Linked DNA regions of Mus musculus: region 2 is linked to region 1. The links are chromatin loops, found by intact Hi-C in ENCODE. Cell type or tissue: gastrocnemius. All regions are shown on one strand. Links, peaks and the distances in the headings refer to the core of each region. The heading gives the core; the rest is flanking DNA.

What was found. Hi-C counts contacts between places; a loop is a spot of excess contacts. Peaks named below come from ENCODE experiments on the same cell type or tissue, not always from the same donor. Only the 100,000 strongest peaks of a DNase experiment are listed, where the experiment ranks them.
Region 2: a loop joins it to region 1, with 14 times the contacts of the local background. A loop is called at or near these places in 16 of 42 quality-filtered maps.

The regions. Positions count from the first base shown.
Region 1 is chr11:96,549,975-96,558,305 of GRCm38, forward strand. The region is part of intron 4 of Skap1 (src family associated phosphoprotein 1); the gene reads left to right. Among named protein-coding and RNA genes, the nearest start is that of Gm38960, 14 kb to the left of the region's middle. In gastrocnemius, for the core only: a CTCF peak has its summit at 3,377 (motif pointing left); a DNase peak (open chromatin) is centred at 3,372.
Region 2 is chr11:96,273,692-96,282,022 of GRCm38, forward strand. It overlaps Hoxb9 (homeobox B9), which reads left to right. Exons shown (of 2, transcript NM_008270.2): 2 at 933-2,904. The coding sequence ends at 1,168. Hoxb8 (homeobox B8) reads left to right here and starts at 8,214. Exons shown (of 2, transcript NM_010461.2): 1 at 8,214-8,331. In gastrocnemius, for the core only: no CTCF peak of the experiment used is centred there; DNase peaks (open chromatin) are centred at 5,278 and 5,849; H3K4me3 peaks cover 2,376 bases; H3K27ac peaks cover 609 bases.

The DNA of each region.
Region 1 (8,331 bases), core at 228-8,227:
TTCTGATTTTAGATCACTGAGAGACATTAAGGACCCAGTGTTGAGTTAACTGTGATAAGGGTAAGTAAGCTGTCACTCACGATCGTAGTGGCCTTCCTCATGAAGACAAATGCCTCATTGGATCTAAGGCATCGCGTCATTTATGTAGTCTGGTATAAATCACAGATGAAGATGACAAACGGGGTTTCAAATCTGACAGTAATTTATATAACGTGAACAAACGATTTCCACGGATTATACATGTTTCGTGAAGAATTAAAAAACAATAACAATTATCTGTCTATGAACAACCCATTTTTCATCCTTTAGCCCCGCATCTCCGGCTGCGGGCGCATGTTTAAACTCTAACCTTCTTCAGTGCCCTTTAAACGCTCTCTTGCGTGTTGGTTCCAGGCTGTCGTCCACGGTGCTGCTTTTCCTAGAACACAAAACAATTCAGAAACTTACAAAGGTAATCCAAGTTTCTACAGGAAATGATGGCATTTCAGATTCCGAAGATGCCTGGCCGTCACCTGGTGGAATAGCGTTTCACCAAAGAGGAGACTTAAGGAGTGAAGTTCTTTGGTCCCATTGCAAGTGACAAGAGTGGTGTGGGGAGAGTCTGTCTGTGTTCACCCATGTAGATCCCCCTCATCTGTGGAACTTCCCTCATGTGCACAATCCCAGCATGCTCTACGGGTGATACTCAAAAAGTCTTGCAAGGCTGGTCCTGGCTCTTAAGTTATTTTTCTGAAGTTTCAGTGAAATTCTTCAGACATGAGCATCTTTCATCTAGATGTTCATAATCTTTTCCCAAAATGACTCAGACAGGTATATTTTATAAGCATTCTCAAATGCCCTAACATATGCTAACACATCTGTAGATAAAACACAGTGAGTCCCTGAATTGATTTGACATTAGACCAATGAGTTATCTTTTAAGGCCCTGGGTTCATTTCATAGATTTTAATATACTACTGACGAAGGGTTTGTTATTGAATATCTCTATTATCAAATACCCTTATTCGGACACGGGCTTAGCACACGGGATCTAAAAGGGAAGTAGGATGTGAGTCCTTCCTGTAGGGAATCAGTCACTTAGCTGAAGAGAAGAGCTTTAAATTTCCCCCACCATGCAGTGTATGACACACAGTCAAGTGTTTTTGATGCAGGGCTGGCTCCACAGTGAGCCCCAGTTGCTTGGCCCTGCAGTGTTCTGGGAGAAATTGAAAGGAATATTTGACTTCTGGCCAAAGTGGTTTTGGAAGTCTTTTCCAGAAAGGTCAAACATTTATTGGGCTTGTCCTCCAATTAATGGGAGAACAGTCACAACTTTTAAGTGCGGGGGGCTGATTTTTCAAGAGTGATTTGGCAGAGGAGATTGTTTACACAATGCCTGGAGTATTTTTTGTTTCTCTCCAAATTCTAAACTCATCAACAAGTAACAAGTTTAATAGTGATGACTTCCTCGTACAATAAATAACTATTAAGGACGCCAGTGTGGTCACTTGGGTGGTGGCAGACTCACAGGGTTTCAGTTGCTACTGCATGGTGTTGTGCGTGCTTGTGTAGACACCAATCAGAAGCAGGGAAGGCTCATGTCTCCACAGGCTGTTGATTGCAGAATCTCATACACCATGCCTAATTGTCTTGTTCTCAGAGTCTGTGAATGCAGTGTGGCTCAACATAGCACTTGCTTTGCAGAGACAGTCTCACCACCCCGGGGTTTGTTATTGCGCCCATGGCAATCATGTTTAGAATTCTAAAACCCTCAGTATCATCTTAACGACTAGACTGTCCTTCTCCAAGTTCCACATTGGCCATTTTTACTTCCAAGTCTAATATTCACATACATTTAGAAAAATTTAGTTTGAGCACAAATGACTCCCCAAGGTCATATATACATACACATACATACACACATGCATATATACATATATTCAGCTCTTCATACTTTTGGCAGTCATTGCTTCCCTGTTAGCCATAAATTCTTTTGACCTAAGATTCAAGCAGTAAAAACAAAATTTCTTTGGTCTGGACATATAGCTCAGGGATAGAGCCTTTGCCTAGAGTGTATGAGGCCCTGGGTTTGATCTCTAGCACAGTGAGGGAGAGAGAGACAGAGACAATAGAGAGACAGAGAGAGAGAGACGGAGAGACAGGGAGAGAGAGACAGAGACAGAGATCAGTTAACTAGTACTGAAACTCTGGCTAGACCATAATATTATGGTGGACTAGGCAAAGATGGTTGAATTCACAAACTCTGTTCCCTGTCTGCTCTAGCCTGCTTTTCAGATTCTAGAATCCACGCCCCCCTCCTGCCCATTTTAATGTTGTGCCCTAAGGGACTTGAGCCCAAATACGCTAGCAAGAAATAGATCCTATTAGGCAGAATAGGATCTCTGGCTTGTAAAATATTGGGATTTTTTAGGGGAAATTGTTTATTCAGGGGACATTTGCAGATTTTTTTAAAAAGTGTTAGCCTGTAACTTACATGGCACTGCATATTTTCATAGAATGACTTGGAATGTAGGCACAATTTTATAATTATGTCATTTCACAATGAAGCCTTGGATTTTATTCTATTAACATGGGGTTAACTGCTGTCACGTGCTCGCCTCTCTGCAGACAATCACTGTCATCCCAGAAAGACATTCTCCAACACCCAGCAACAGACTGAAACCTAGAGACTGTCAGAGCTCAGGGTGGGGGGTATCTGGGTTATCTAATGTAGCCCATCTAATGAATTCACATCATTCTTGCTAATATCTCATTTAATTAATTATCAAATATAGCCATTACAGTTTGGGTCTTTCCTTTGCAGGACATCTTTCCCGCCCAACTATTATTGGTAATTTATCCTTCATGTCTTCCCTAAACTTTCCCTTCCTTGGTTTCAGGCCATTGCTCTTTTCTATACCATCTTCTGAGACTGAATAATTCCCCTAATTCATTTATAGTGTTACCTTTAGAAGGTATTAAAGACAGCGAACATTTATCCCCAGAGTCTTCCCTTTTCCAAACTGCATAAATTTCAGTTCTAGCAGGCCTTACCTTCCTCTGCCCTGTCATACCCTCCAGTCACTGTGTATTTATCACATGCCTTGATATTTTCCATTCCAAGGGGATCACCTCACCAAGAGAGCTGCCTTTCGGAGAGGGGAGGGCTGGAGAGTAAAATCTTACATTAAGCACTAGAAGCCGGAGCGTTGTTTTGATGTTGGCGCCGGCGATCATCTGGAGAGCACACTCGTACAGCGTGTGCTGTGGCATATGCTGCGATATATGTATATTTTAATGCCTTAATGTATTATGGCCTGTTGTAATTGAATGTCTATAAAGTAGCAGTTAAAGGATTTTATAGACCTTGGAAAGGATCGGAATTCTCTAGCGCCCTCTTGTGGTAAAATACAATAACGCTCCGAGCATTCTTGGATGTATTTTGCCGAATTTAGTGCAGGGGGTGGGGGTTTGGGGGTGCTATGAATTTTACGTTTTAAACACTGAATATAAGAAATGGATTAGAGAACTAAAAATTTCACACACACGCATGCATATTAATATTTAAAATATTTCTTCTTTTTGGAGAAATTTATTTTCTTTTGACTGCTTTGAACCTCAAAAGATAGTACTTTCTTAGAGCTGTCTTTTCTGTGTGTCCTATTATATAAGTTAAGGGGGGACATACAAAACCAACCATAATTATAAGAATTTTATATTCTTCAGTGATATTGAGGGAAGACTTAGATATGATTTTTAAAATCCAATTTACAGCTATTTTTTTCCATGTCAATTTTAAAGGGAAGTGGTTAGTATTCCTAACATATGTCATTTAATCCTATCTACATTTTCTCTCCTATATTAAATTTATCATTTCGAGGTTATAGTTGTCATATGCTCTTCTCAACCCACACATTTCAAATGTTTATAAATCCTTAGTAAACGGCAGGCAGCCCCAAGGGCAGGTGTATATTTCTATGAGCAACATAAAATTATATTTGTTTCAGAAGATACCACCGCAAGTAGCATATGCCTTAGATCGCTCAATCTCTAGCAAAAACACCAGCTACAACTTGCCAGATAAAAACAGACGCTGTCCTTGGGCTCGTTTGAATTAGCGGCATTTTTTAAAAGCCCTTTGTAGAGACTTGAGGAGTGGTGAAGTCAGCTCCCTCTATGCTCAGGCCACTTTGTAATGGGCCCTTGTCACATGGGACCCCATGTGACAGCTAGGGAGGACACGCTTTGTAAGATCAAGCGTTGGACTGCTCTTTAGGAGAGAATATTGACTCTGGTCCACAAGGGAACTGGCAGAAGATGGCCCAGGCATGGCAGGGTGAAGGGGGTTGGTCACAGGCGATATGAGTGAGAACATTTTGACTAATTTTTCTTTTTCACCCTCCCCCCCTACCAAGAGATGATAATTATTTTTCAAAGCAATAGAAATCAGTTCACCTTTATTACATAGTGGGCTTCCCCTTTGAGATACATGAACACAGAGCTAACTTTGATTTCTTGGGGTTTTGTGCTGTGTAGGTTTGGGTTTTAGACTGGCATTTCCTCTGAGCCCTGGAAAGTAAAACTGAACAAACCTATTAAAGGTGTTTTGCTATTTGGTAGCAAAACGTTTGCGGCTCTTCATAGTAACAATCTCATGTTCGCACGTGGATTAGCAGTACTTTGATATTACGTTTTGAGGTTTATCAATAATCAGGTCAGTTGGCCCTCTTTACCCTGGCTCTGTGGTCAAGGTCAAGTTTCTTGCTTCCTCCTGGGCCTGATTGTTTTTCTTGTAAAGGCAGCATTTCCCATGAGACATTTAAATTGTAACTTTGTACAGTTTTGTATAAGAACTTGAACAGTGCTACCTGAGCAGAGGGCCAAAGAGCAGCCTCTCTTTCCACCTGTGGCACTTGCTACCGTGTTCATATTGATCTGTTTGGTCGTCCACGACAGTCACTGCTCTTACATATTTCCCGGCTTCTGGTTTTAAATCAAATATAAGCAATGCTTTCTGAAGTGGTGCACATCCTTTCTTCCAGAAAAGAGTCTTTCTAGAGTACTTTTTTTTTTTCAAGCAGAATTTATTAAGCAGTTTAAGGTTTTATGTTGTTTCATTTAGTTTTAAAATTAGGAAGAACAGAGCGATCCGTTTCTTGGAGAATCATAAGGAATAACAGTATACCACAGAAACTGTTGGCAGAAGTTTGCCTCACACTCTGAGGAGGTGTCAGGGTCTGCTGAGGTGTGGGGGCCAAAACTGACAGAGAGAAGAGATTTTCCTAGGAAACTGTCAGAGTTCTTGCGAAGCATCTTACTCTAAATAACCACTGTGGGCGCTTAACGTAGCATTGAAACAAAGTTAGGCAGCCTGTCTATCTCTCCCTTCTTCACAGTCTCTGTTCATGCAATGCCTTGCCTTCCTCTATAAACCCAGAGATCTTTCTGAATGTTTCAAGGAACAGTAGGAAAATTCCAGAAGCTTCTTGCGTAGAATTGTTTGTACTTTGCCTCTTAAAAATAAGTGGATTTATTTAGATTTGATGATATTCTGCCTTAAGTGCTTTTGTCCTTAATTTGGATCCATTAAAATTCTCTACTTGTTTAGGTATGAGGTACATTAAGGGCCCTGCACAGGGAAAAAAATCTCTTCTTAGAGTATTTGTATTTGCTTCTTGAACAAAAATTCAAGTTGCAGTGTAACTTCTGAGCTGTAAATATATTGATTCCTTGACATGTGTTTCATTAAGCATTGAGACACATGCATCTTGCCTAGGTAGCTTTTTCTGAAGCATTTTCTACAGGTTTCAGTCTTAAAGATCTTGCTTTGTCTAACTTCGGGAGGGAAAAGTATATGCAAGACTTTGCCTCTCAGATTCAAAAGATTTTACAACGGGTGGTGGGAGTGGATGTCAACTCCACTCCAGTTCAGAACTTGGCTGCCCCCACTGAGCAGGTCTGGTACATCTAAATGGGTACCAATTTGTGAAGCCACATCACTTAGGAACTCTTAGGTAGTTACATTTCATATCTCACGCTAACTGTCCTTTGCTGCTTTTTATTTTCCTGCTTCCTGTACTCTGACTTCCTTCCTTAAGTTCTTACATTTTGCTTTTGCTTTTGAGAAATTAAATCAGAGACACAACCGGAACTGTGCTAGTGGTGATTTGGTCATTTCTGGCATCTGGGTATGGAATAGTGAGTGACCCGTTCTGTAGTTCAGTTGCGATCGCTCTGGTAAGAGATCCAGCACACTGCCGTGATGACGATCAGTGAGAGTCACGGTGTCAAACACTGCGAGATCCCCCGGGTTAGCACAAGCGACAACCCAGAGAAAAAGCTCCACAACTTTTAACTTTACTTTTCTCATACAGAATAGGCAAGAAACTGACTTCTATCTGACTTAGTTAGAATGTTCTCCAGCCTCATGCCCAAGCTATCCCTCATAATAATTCTAACATATTATGGTTTTTAGTCTCAGTGATGTAAGAGCATGCCAGGCATGGTTTTTAATATATGGCAAAAGCATAAAATTAAGAAAAGATTCTGTGAAAATTTTGCACACTCTGCTAAATGAATTATTGAAATTCCAATAAAGAATTTTTTTAACCTAAAATGCTGCCTGCATTTTATTTTCTCCTCAGTCCTTTCTGCTCTCATAAATGTCTCCACAAAAGCTATATCTGTAGAGTTAGAAAAGGATATATCCTATACTATTTACCCGATCAGGAAGATTTTTAAAATGTGGCATCTTGATGTGAGCTATTGACCGAGGCAGGCTGGCAGTTTTACTGGTCAGGCAGGTGCAGCTAGTTCGCAGTAAATCCATGCGGTAAGAAATCCCTGAGAAATTTTTGATTAAGAAACTTTTACTATCCTTTAAAAATGAAATACACTGGTCATGTTTTTCAATGATAAAAGCAGGTATTTTATGTTATTGTCTGTATCTGAGCTGCTGAAATATATTTTAATAAGTTTGTTAGGTAAGAGTTCTTAGCTTTCTGAGATGTTAACGGAGATAATCAACTCAAAGTTGGAGCAAGCCTACGGAACATGTCAAGAACTTAGATAAAAACCAACCTAGTCAGCAGAAGAATACAGTCTTGCCTCTGAAATAAACACACATGCATACACACACACACACACACACACACACACACACACACATGCACACACGTGTACGCAAACACACACATGAGAACAGTTTGCTATTAACCTTTTATAAGTGCTATTGGTGGCTCAAAGCTGTCGTAATATTAAAAAATGTTAAAATTAAAGAAATGTGTTTTAATAAGAAGCAATGTGTGGCATGTACTTTAAAACAGTAGAAAGCTAAAAACAGGATATGGCATTAAAAAAAAAAACCCTGCAATTACAGGTAACATTTCCATCTCAGGGTCAGTTATAGCAGTGACTAGTTTAGGACACCATGTAAGTTATGTGCTGATCATAATTGTATTTGAGAAGATGAAGTTAGGAATAATGTTTAATAGAGAAGTTCTTAATTAGAGCTTATAATGTGGGACTTGATGCTTGCTCAGCAGCAAAACACATGTTAAGCAGGTTCCAGATCCTGGGTTCAAACCCAGTACCCCGAAACAAGAAGTTGGTCACTGACAAGGAGGGTCTGCAGATAGTGATAATGGCTGTCAAGCTGAGTGCTCAGTGTATCTAGATGCCCACCAAGGAACATTCTATTAACAAGCAGGCCGTGAGTGCCCATTCTTCTCACACTGCATAAAAGCCATGTTTAATCCTCCTAGAACTGTCCAAGGCGTACATATAATCATTTTTAAACTTTTTGACTTAATGAGGTCAGAGGGCATAAGGTTCAAAACAGCCTCAAACTGATTTCCAGTCCCTCTTGAGGAAGTTAGGTGTCTATATACTTGCCCAAGTTAGATGCCATTTTTTAAAAAATCCACACTCTCCCAGTAATAAAAACTGCTTCTTAGCTCCATGGATCCTGTGTTCTTCTCCAGGATTTCGGGAGAAGCAGCAGAAGCCATCGACATCATTCCTCACCCAGATAACGTCTTCCCTGCAGTTAATAGCTCCTTGTTCATCAAGGAAATGAATGTGCACAGAGGTGACATGCTCCTCACCCACTGCTCTTTGTTCTAGGGTCCCCCCAGACAGATCACATCAGCCTCAGCTCTGACAAATATCCCCCCAAACTTTAACACTATGTTAAGTTGAGTTATGAGGTTTTAAGGGTACACTTCCCTGGCTGGAAGTTGATTGTCTCTGAGAGATAAGAGAATTGTGCTCAGTGATAACAGAGGCCTTGCTACAGGATCATCCTGAGTATTGAACTCACCATTGTCTTTATTTGGCTACTTGCTCACTCTT
Region 2 (8,331 bases), core at 325-8,324, 280 kb before region 1:
TGGACAGAAAAAGAAAAAAAAACTGTATATGTTATTTGCTCTTTGTGCCCCTCTTCCACTCAATTACACCTTTCTCTGCCTCTCCATTGGGTCCGTTAAAAGGATTGGTATGCTGGGAAGGGCTTTCTGTCGTCCCCCCCGCCCCCCGCCCCCCCCACCTCATCTCTGCTTCTCTATCTTAGAGCTGTAGCAATTTTGCTTCCCAGTTTCCCTGAACTTGTGTTAACCAAACTGTGAGCTGAGTAGCAGAAAAGAAGAGGCTATTGCCACCATAAGTTATCTGGAAGCCCTGGGGCTCCCCGTCCACGGGCTGCAATTGATAAATGGTTGCAATTGGGTTGCTTGTGAGTCGGAGTGTGCAGGGTGTTCATGGCTGTAAATGCAGACTCTTATTTGTGGTGTGTGATGGGGAGGGCTGCTACCCAGACTCACATGTCTGCTGCTTAGGCCTAGGGCTGAAAAATGGCTTCCTAGGCAGGGTTCACTGGGACTGGACTGGAGCACCAGGAGATCTCTTGGCTATGGCTGAACAGAACTCCACTCCTTACCCATTTCTTTCCCCTTTCCCCTGAAACCTAGAGCCAAGGCACCCTTCAGGTCAGCCACCTTTAGCTGGTAGTGTGGTTCCAGCTATACTGAGCTCTTCTGACCTGGGTCCAGGTCTATTTGGATACAAATAGAGGAAGACTGAGATTCCTAGAGCAGTCAAAGCTTTGGAGATGCTTGGGTGGTTTGGCTGCATCTCCTCCAATGCACTGTTCCCTTGGAGCTGTCCATATTCACTCCTGGCCCAGTTAGAGATGCTTTCTGAGATCTTGGAGGCCTGGGTGTGTTTCTCCAATGCCAGGGGAGTAGAGATGTGAGCGCACCTTCTTGGTCTGGGGACCTCCATTCCCTTTCTCTCTTTGATTCTATCGCTACTTCTCTTTCAGCCAACCCCTCTGCCAACTGGCTGCACGCCCGCTCTTCCCGGAAAAAGCGCTGTCCCTACACCAAATACCAGACGCTGGAGCTAGAGAAGGAGTTTCTGTTCAATATGTACCTCACCAGGGACCGCAGGCATGAAGTGGCCAGACTCCTCAATCTGAGTGAGAGACAAGTCAAAATCTGGTTTCAGAACCGGCGGATGAAAATGAAGAAGATGAATAAGGAGCAGGGCAAAGAGTAAAGATGACCACCCCCCCTTCCCCAGCTCACTCTTATTATTTATGTGATGGTCAAAAAGCCACTGCTGTCTGGGTTGTACCCAAGTGAGTGGGGAAGAGTATCTCCTCTTTAAAATCCCTCATCTGCACCTGGAGCCTGTCTCCTCTCCTTTGCGCCTCTCTCTCTCTCTCTCTCTCTCTCTCTCTCTCTCTCTCTCTCTCTCTCCACTCTCCTGGTGTTAAGAGGAAATTTTATTAAGTTAGAAGCTAGCTATACTTGGTTCCTAGAAAAGTGATGAGCCTCGCTCCGAGGAAAGAGACCCTAGTCGAGCTCCTAGCATCCCTGCTAATTTTTCTGGAAAACCCCAGCCCCTCTCTTCCAGTCTGCCTGTTCCCTCCCTGTAACCTAGCCAGACGCCACCCAGGTACAGTTTAACTGCACACAGCCCAGTGGATGCCCACAGACATAGAGTTTGGAGTCTATGCTAATCATCGTGGAGAAAGGACATCAAGACGTTGTTCATCAAACCAAGCAGGGCAGCTCTCAGATCAGGTTCATTTTGGTTGTGCCCTGATCCAAACACACACTAGGAAGATGTCTAGAGATGCCCTCAATGAGGCACTGCAGTCCCAAAGTCTCAACATCCCAATATGTATCCTATGGAATTGCCAGCTAGACCCCATATCTGGGGAGGCCTGTGGGCAGATGTGGCCATTCCTGTCCCCAAGCTGTTGTGAGCTAGAAAGGGCAAGAAAAAGCAGGGAGTGGTTTTATGAAGGTACCATTAGTGGAGTCCCCTCGTATTTTCCCTGCAGGAAGTGTTTAATTCTGCATGTTTTCCTTTCCTTCCAACTAAAGGAGGTCAAATTGTGGGTTGTAGAGCCCTGACAGTGCTGTTTCCCCATTCATACATTCCTATCCCCATTTGACAGAATGTAACTTTTCTTGCTGACCACAGTCTCAGATTCCTCTCTATCCTCCAACTTTGAAATCAACTCTCCTTTCCACCAAACCCATCTTGCACCAGCAAGACAAGTCTCCCATTGTAGGAAAAAAAAAAAAGTCCCTTTCCTCTCTGCTAGGTCAACCCCACCATAGAGAAGGCTGGGTCAGAAGAGTCTGAAAATTTATTGTGAATCAATTCCCCAGCTCCCTTCCAGAGTAGGCAGTCAGGGCCGGGAGGAGCAATGGCCTCAGCAAGCAGGGCTAGTGGGTATCTTTCCATTTCACCAGTTTCCTGACCCAGGAAGAAGAGAGCCCCTTGGCATCCAGCCAGAGGTCCAAAAGAAGACTCAGAGTGGGGACTTCACCTCCTGCAAAGTCCACTGCTGTATCCATCCTGTTGCTGCTGCATGCATACGCTTCTGGCAAACAGTCCAGTGTGCACAGGAAAGAGGCAAACATCGCACCTCCCCATCGTGCAGAGGGGGGTCCTCTCTGCCTCTCTGCCTCTCTGCTCTCCCTGCTTCTCAATCCCTTCCACCCGTGGACTTTTGTTCCCGCTTCTCCTGACTGCAAAGAGGTCATTCCAGTAGAACTTTGAATTTTATTTTATTAATTTTTTTTTGCTTTTGTCGGTGGCTGTGGTGACATTGTGCTTGTGTTTTGTGATTTCTTTGGCAGTGATTTTCAGTTGTTGCTTATAAGGGAGGGTTGAGGGTGGGAGTGGGGAGGGCAAGGGGCCTAGAGCTCTAATTGTTTGTTTTGGAAGAAAAAGGGGAAAAAAAGAACAAAAAATATACATATCACTCTAGAAAACAAACCTCTCCTGCGTTTTATTCTGTGTCACTTCTCCTCTGGTCATTTAGCAAAGCGTCCATTTGCTGAAAGCATGGCTTCAAACAAAGACAAGTTAGTGTCCACAGTCACAGGCTTTCTCCTTTGACCTTTTAGATCCTGCTACCTGCTCTGGTGGTGCTGACACCTGGTGGGTACCCAAGTTCCAAGACCTGGGCTTAAACTGAGCAGGGCTCTTCCGGTAGAACGAGGAGAGTGGAGAAGGAGGAAAGACAACCTCCAACATCTTTTGGAGCAGAGTCTCCCTATAGCAAGGGGTCTCTCACAAAGTTGCTCTGGAGACCTCCGCCATTAACTCAGGGAAGGAGAAGCTTGGCTAGTATTTCCTGGAGGCAGCATCATCTCTCAGCTAACCACTTCCAAACACCCAGCAAGGAGGAAGTTAGTGCCTTTTCTCGGCTGTTGCCATGAGGATGGTGGTTGAGTGTAGTGGAGACCCAGTGGTGGGAGAGAGCTCAAATGGTTGAACCTCAAGATTCTTTGTCGAACCCCCCACCACACACACACACACACACACACACACACACACACTCCTAGGGCAGCTTGCTGAGTCTGGGTGGTTGCGATCAGGGCGAGTGACAGTTCTCAAAAGAAAGCCACGGAGGAGTGTGGGACACAAACGTTTCAGAAATGGGGGATAATTTCTTTTCAAAAGGACCCCTTCCCGAATCACACTTGGCTTCAAGAATCGTCTGCAGTGTCCCCGCCAGAGCCTGTCGTGAGGTCTTGGAAGCCCTGTTTTGTTTTGTTTTTGTTTTTGTTTTCTTCTTCTTCAATCGTGAGGATGCGGTTGCTGCCGGCCTGCAGCTCTGCAGCTGACCTCGAGAGCTTCTCTCCGCTGCACACGCCACACTGCAGCGGAGACACTGTGCGTTGGGGTGGAGGTGGGGACAAAGGCTGGCCGGAGTGAGAGAAAGAAGCCCTGCCAAGGCCGGCCCTACCCCTCTCTAACGAAAGGGCGAGGGGATCCGAGAAACAGGAGAGGAGAAACAGGAGACAGAGAAACTGGTACCGCGGCTGGAACAGGCGGCCTGCCAGGAGGGTTATGTTAAAGATGGAAAATGAATCTGGCTTTAAAGCTAGTGTAGACTAGGCTGTTTCTCCATCCTTGGCTCTCCAGGCTCTGCCGGCGGCAGAGGATGAGCGAAGGAAGTCCCAGTTTCTGCCAAAAATAAACATAAAAAGCGAAGCTGGAGACTGGGCCGCTGAGGGGTTGGAGGCGAGGGTGTCTGGAGTTGCCTCTGGCAGCCGCGTCTGGGTCCCTAGCCTGGAGTGGCTTCTTACAAGACAAAGGCGAAGGTGCAGAGCCTGGGAAGCCGGAGATGAGGAAATCAATTGTCATAAAAGAGAGATTCAGAGAGAGAGAGAGAGAGAGAGAGAGAGAGAAGCTGGAAGAGGAATTCAATGCCGTGTGCGCAGCAATAAAAGAATATGACCGCTATAAAAGTTTATAGGGTATAAATTTCTGAAGGTTAAGAAACTAAACAGCAGCAAAGCAAACAGTGAGGGGAAACTTTCCGGAGATGAGCCTCAGATGAGCCTGGGCTCTGGATCTGGTGGGATAATGGCTGGGTCGGCCCCCATCCTCACCCTCAACCCTTTTGCGCCCACGACTGAGGCTTGGGGTCTGGGACTTGGGAATCAGGGGCAATGGGGTGAGGTTCCCCGAGGGTAAAAACTAAAGAAGCTAGCAGCTGGGAGGAAGAACGGTTTGTTGTCCCTAAAGTTTCAGTAATCGAAATTCTGACTGTTGTCTTTGTTCTTTACACCCCCTCTGGAACCACCATCCATAAATAAGAAACCTTTGCACACGCGGACACACACACACACACACACACACACACACACACACACACACTCACACACACACACGCACGCACGCACGGACACGGACTCAGGGACACACACACAGTCCAGCAAGGCCAGACATAAGGGAGAGTAGCCTCTTGATCCTTCTTCAGTTCTGTTTCATCCCCTCGGCCCTTCTCATCCCTCACAAAAAGCCCAATTGTTACCCTTTAGCGTGTGAAATATTCGTGTAAGGCTTAAAACGTGCTGATTTCTTCTTTTACTGACTAAAGCTTAGCGTCTTCAATATAAATTAGGGACTGAGTGGATATACAGCTTTTTTCCCCTTTAAGTTTATCTGAACTATTCCACGAACTGTTTCCTGATTCCGAAGCCTTTTTCTTATCTGCTTTCATTTCTCTCCCCTATTTCTAGTAATAATGAAAGTTTAATCGTTTGTTGCCTCCTCTGCTAGTTCTCAGAGAACCTGGCTGAGCAGATATAAGGACGTCTTTTGCACAGTGGCCGCTAGATGGCATCCTTGCTCCATATGAAATTTCCCAGTGCTGCGGCTGCCGGCCCAGCGGCTCTACACAGCACCTTGTTCGGCCCTGTATCTAGAAACAGAGAGCTACCAAAAGTCATGAGAAATTTGCACATAATAGAAAAAAAAAATAGGGTTTGTTATGGCTCTTTCCCCTACTGTATATATTTCAATTATAACAGAGTTCCTTTCTCTCTTCAAATGGTTCATTTTCTGAATTTCTCACAGTAAGAAAGCTGTTTGCCAGTTGCTGTGTTTGATGGGGCGAGAAATGCGTGGGAACCGGAGATAATGTTAATAATAAAAATATAGAAATAATAGGCACAAATCAAGGAGGCGAATTGATTTGAAAAACTGAGATTTTCCTGCAGTGGGGGCGAGGGAGGAATAAAGTGCAGGACAATGGGTCAGGTGAGACTGGTGAGCCTGCAGGTCTTTTGAAGAGGAAGCTACCCCAGGCGGGCTGCCCACACCTGCTGAAGAGAGAATCCGGACGTGCCAATCTGGGAGATTTCCAAATTTGGGAGAAATGGGGACCTGGCTTTGGTGAAGATTCGGTGGTGCTCCAAGTCAGAGGGGCCACTGCCCCAGGGCGCCGACTCCAGAGCCTTTACATGTGTGCAGGTCTAGGCTGGCCGAGTGCCTGGTCATCAAGGCTCGGACAGACTCTCCCTAGGGGTGCGGAATGCAGGATGCGGGATGCGGGATGTGGGATGCAGGATGCGGGAAGGCTTCAGAATCTCCTCGGAAGGCTCAGTCAAAACCCTGCGCATTTTTCCTAACAGCAGTAGAGGCAGACATGGCGACGGGGAGCAGTCTCTGGCTTTTCCACGCTTCCGGACTCCCAGGTGAGAGCTGCGGCTTCCTCGGGCGCGCCCAGGCTATGCCCTTGGCGTCCTTACTCTGGCAAACCTCGGGGAAGCCAGTCCTTCTGGGACGGAGCAGCTGGAAGCCTGGACCCAGGCACTTTTCCGTTCTGAGGTTGTCCCTCTGACTGCCTACAACCCCTTTGGCTGGTTCCCAATCTTCACTTTCCTCTCAGTCCAGCCTGAACCTGCCTCCAACCTGAGCCTCCAAAAATGACCCCAGAACCCCGTGTGGCTTCTTCTCTTTCCGCAGGACCAGGTGTAAAGAGGCCAGCGGAGTGTCTTCTCAACTTGAGTTTCTCCAATAAATCTGCCCTCCGTTGGGTGTTTATAACTGATCTCCGAGCTCTTTCTTGTTTTTTTTTTTCTTTCTTATAATAGAAACATTTTCCTTCCATCAGAAATTTCTGGCACGGTGTAGGGATGATTTAGAACAAGCCATTGAATTTCTATCCCACCAGTGAGTCCTCAAATCATGACCATAAAATCCCCCGCACTTGATAAAAATGTTCACTTCAGCAACAACTTGACACTGCTTTAGCTTGCCTCACCGACCTCTCATCCGTGTGGAAAAACAAAACCCCACAGCTTGCTTCAGTTTCCCTCTCTCTGGCCCCCTCCTTTTCTCTCTCCTTTCTATATACACTGTACTTCAGAAGGCCGAGTGAAACCCTTAGTGCAGCTTCTTTGGAAACGTGGTTTCATTTTTACAAAGATTCTGGCTCATGGAACCCCTCAAAAAAAAAAAAAAAAAAAAAAAAAAAAAAAAAAAAGAAGCACCTTAGAGAACGGGCAGTAGATTTAATTTATTTGTAAAATTGACTCTGCCTTTGTTCTAGGACGTTTCTTTCTCCTTCTCTCTGTCTTTCCAGTCAGTTCCCTCAGGAGACCATTGGTTCTGCCTGCCACCCTAAGGTTTGACCCCCCCCACCAGCCATGTGCCAGGTACACAGAGGAGGGCCTGGGCTTGGAGTGGGGCAGCCAGTCATTTCTGGATTTGAGGCCTCAGATCTTCAGGTGCTGGAGGTCCAACTAAAGGCACCCCAACAAGAGAAGAGGGGAAATGGAGACCTTGGTGGCCTTGTTTTTTTCCACTCCAAGGTTAGTGCAGGTGGTCAAATGGCTATGGGGACATATACCAATAACAGGTGCCTTTTAAACCCACACCTTTGTGTTGGGCACGGGAGAGCATAAGACAGCAGTAACCAAGGCCTTGGTACCCAGCCTTAGTCTCCACTACCCTTACCTCTTTTGCTGTGTGGATGAAGAGGTCACTATCTATACCTGGAAGGCTTGTGTGTAGAAGGAATGGGTGGTTGGCCCCAGAAAGCTGGGTGTCAGTGGGGCTTGGTTTCTGAATGCCAAGGCCCGGGGCACAGGTTTACAGCCACACGAGATATCATCCTTTGATATCACTGGACCTTTCCCTCTAAAGTGGCCAAAGCACCTCCAGAAGACCCCCCCCTTTCTCTTGCAGCTCCCCCCAACCACCAGCAGGTAAAGCTCCTGTAAATGGCAGAATTGGCAGCCGCCTGCAGAACTTTGTTCCACCTTAGCACTGCCCATTAACCAGAAAGTTTCTTCTTCCTCTCTCAGGCCCTCTCAGACTCCCTTTCCACAGAAAATCTCGCGTGTTTGCTTAATGAGGGAAAGTTATGTGCGTGACCTAGGTGAGGACAGATCTCGGGGTGGTTTGGGGTCTCATAAGAGCCAGTGGGGTCAGGTGTGTCTGCAAGGGAGAAAATCTCGGGGAAAGTCACCGTTTGTGCCGAAAGGGAAAAAAAAATCCACAGCAACCCATAATCGGTCTCATTTCAGCTAAGTCACCCCCACCGTGCTTCAGTCGGGCGGCGGGGGCGATCGAAGCTGCAGTTTTATAGCTGTAGAGGAAAGAACTCGTAAAATGCTAACAGCTTTTATGCGCTGCAGCATAAACAACAACAGACTCCGGCTTTATTGCGTTTTATAGTTTGTTAAAGAGTTTACAGCCGTTTTTTTGGGGGCTGGTTACCCAGCCAATTCCCTCCACACGATAGTTAAACCTTTATCAATAATAAGGAAATTGATCATTAAAGCTTTAAATATGACTACCTCGTTTGTTTGAAAATATGTTTAGGAGAGGAAGCTGTATGATTTGATAACTTGTATTAAAATACCAATTACATTTATAGGACCTTTTAAAACTCGGTG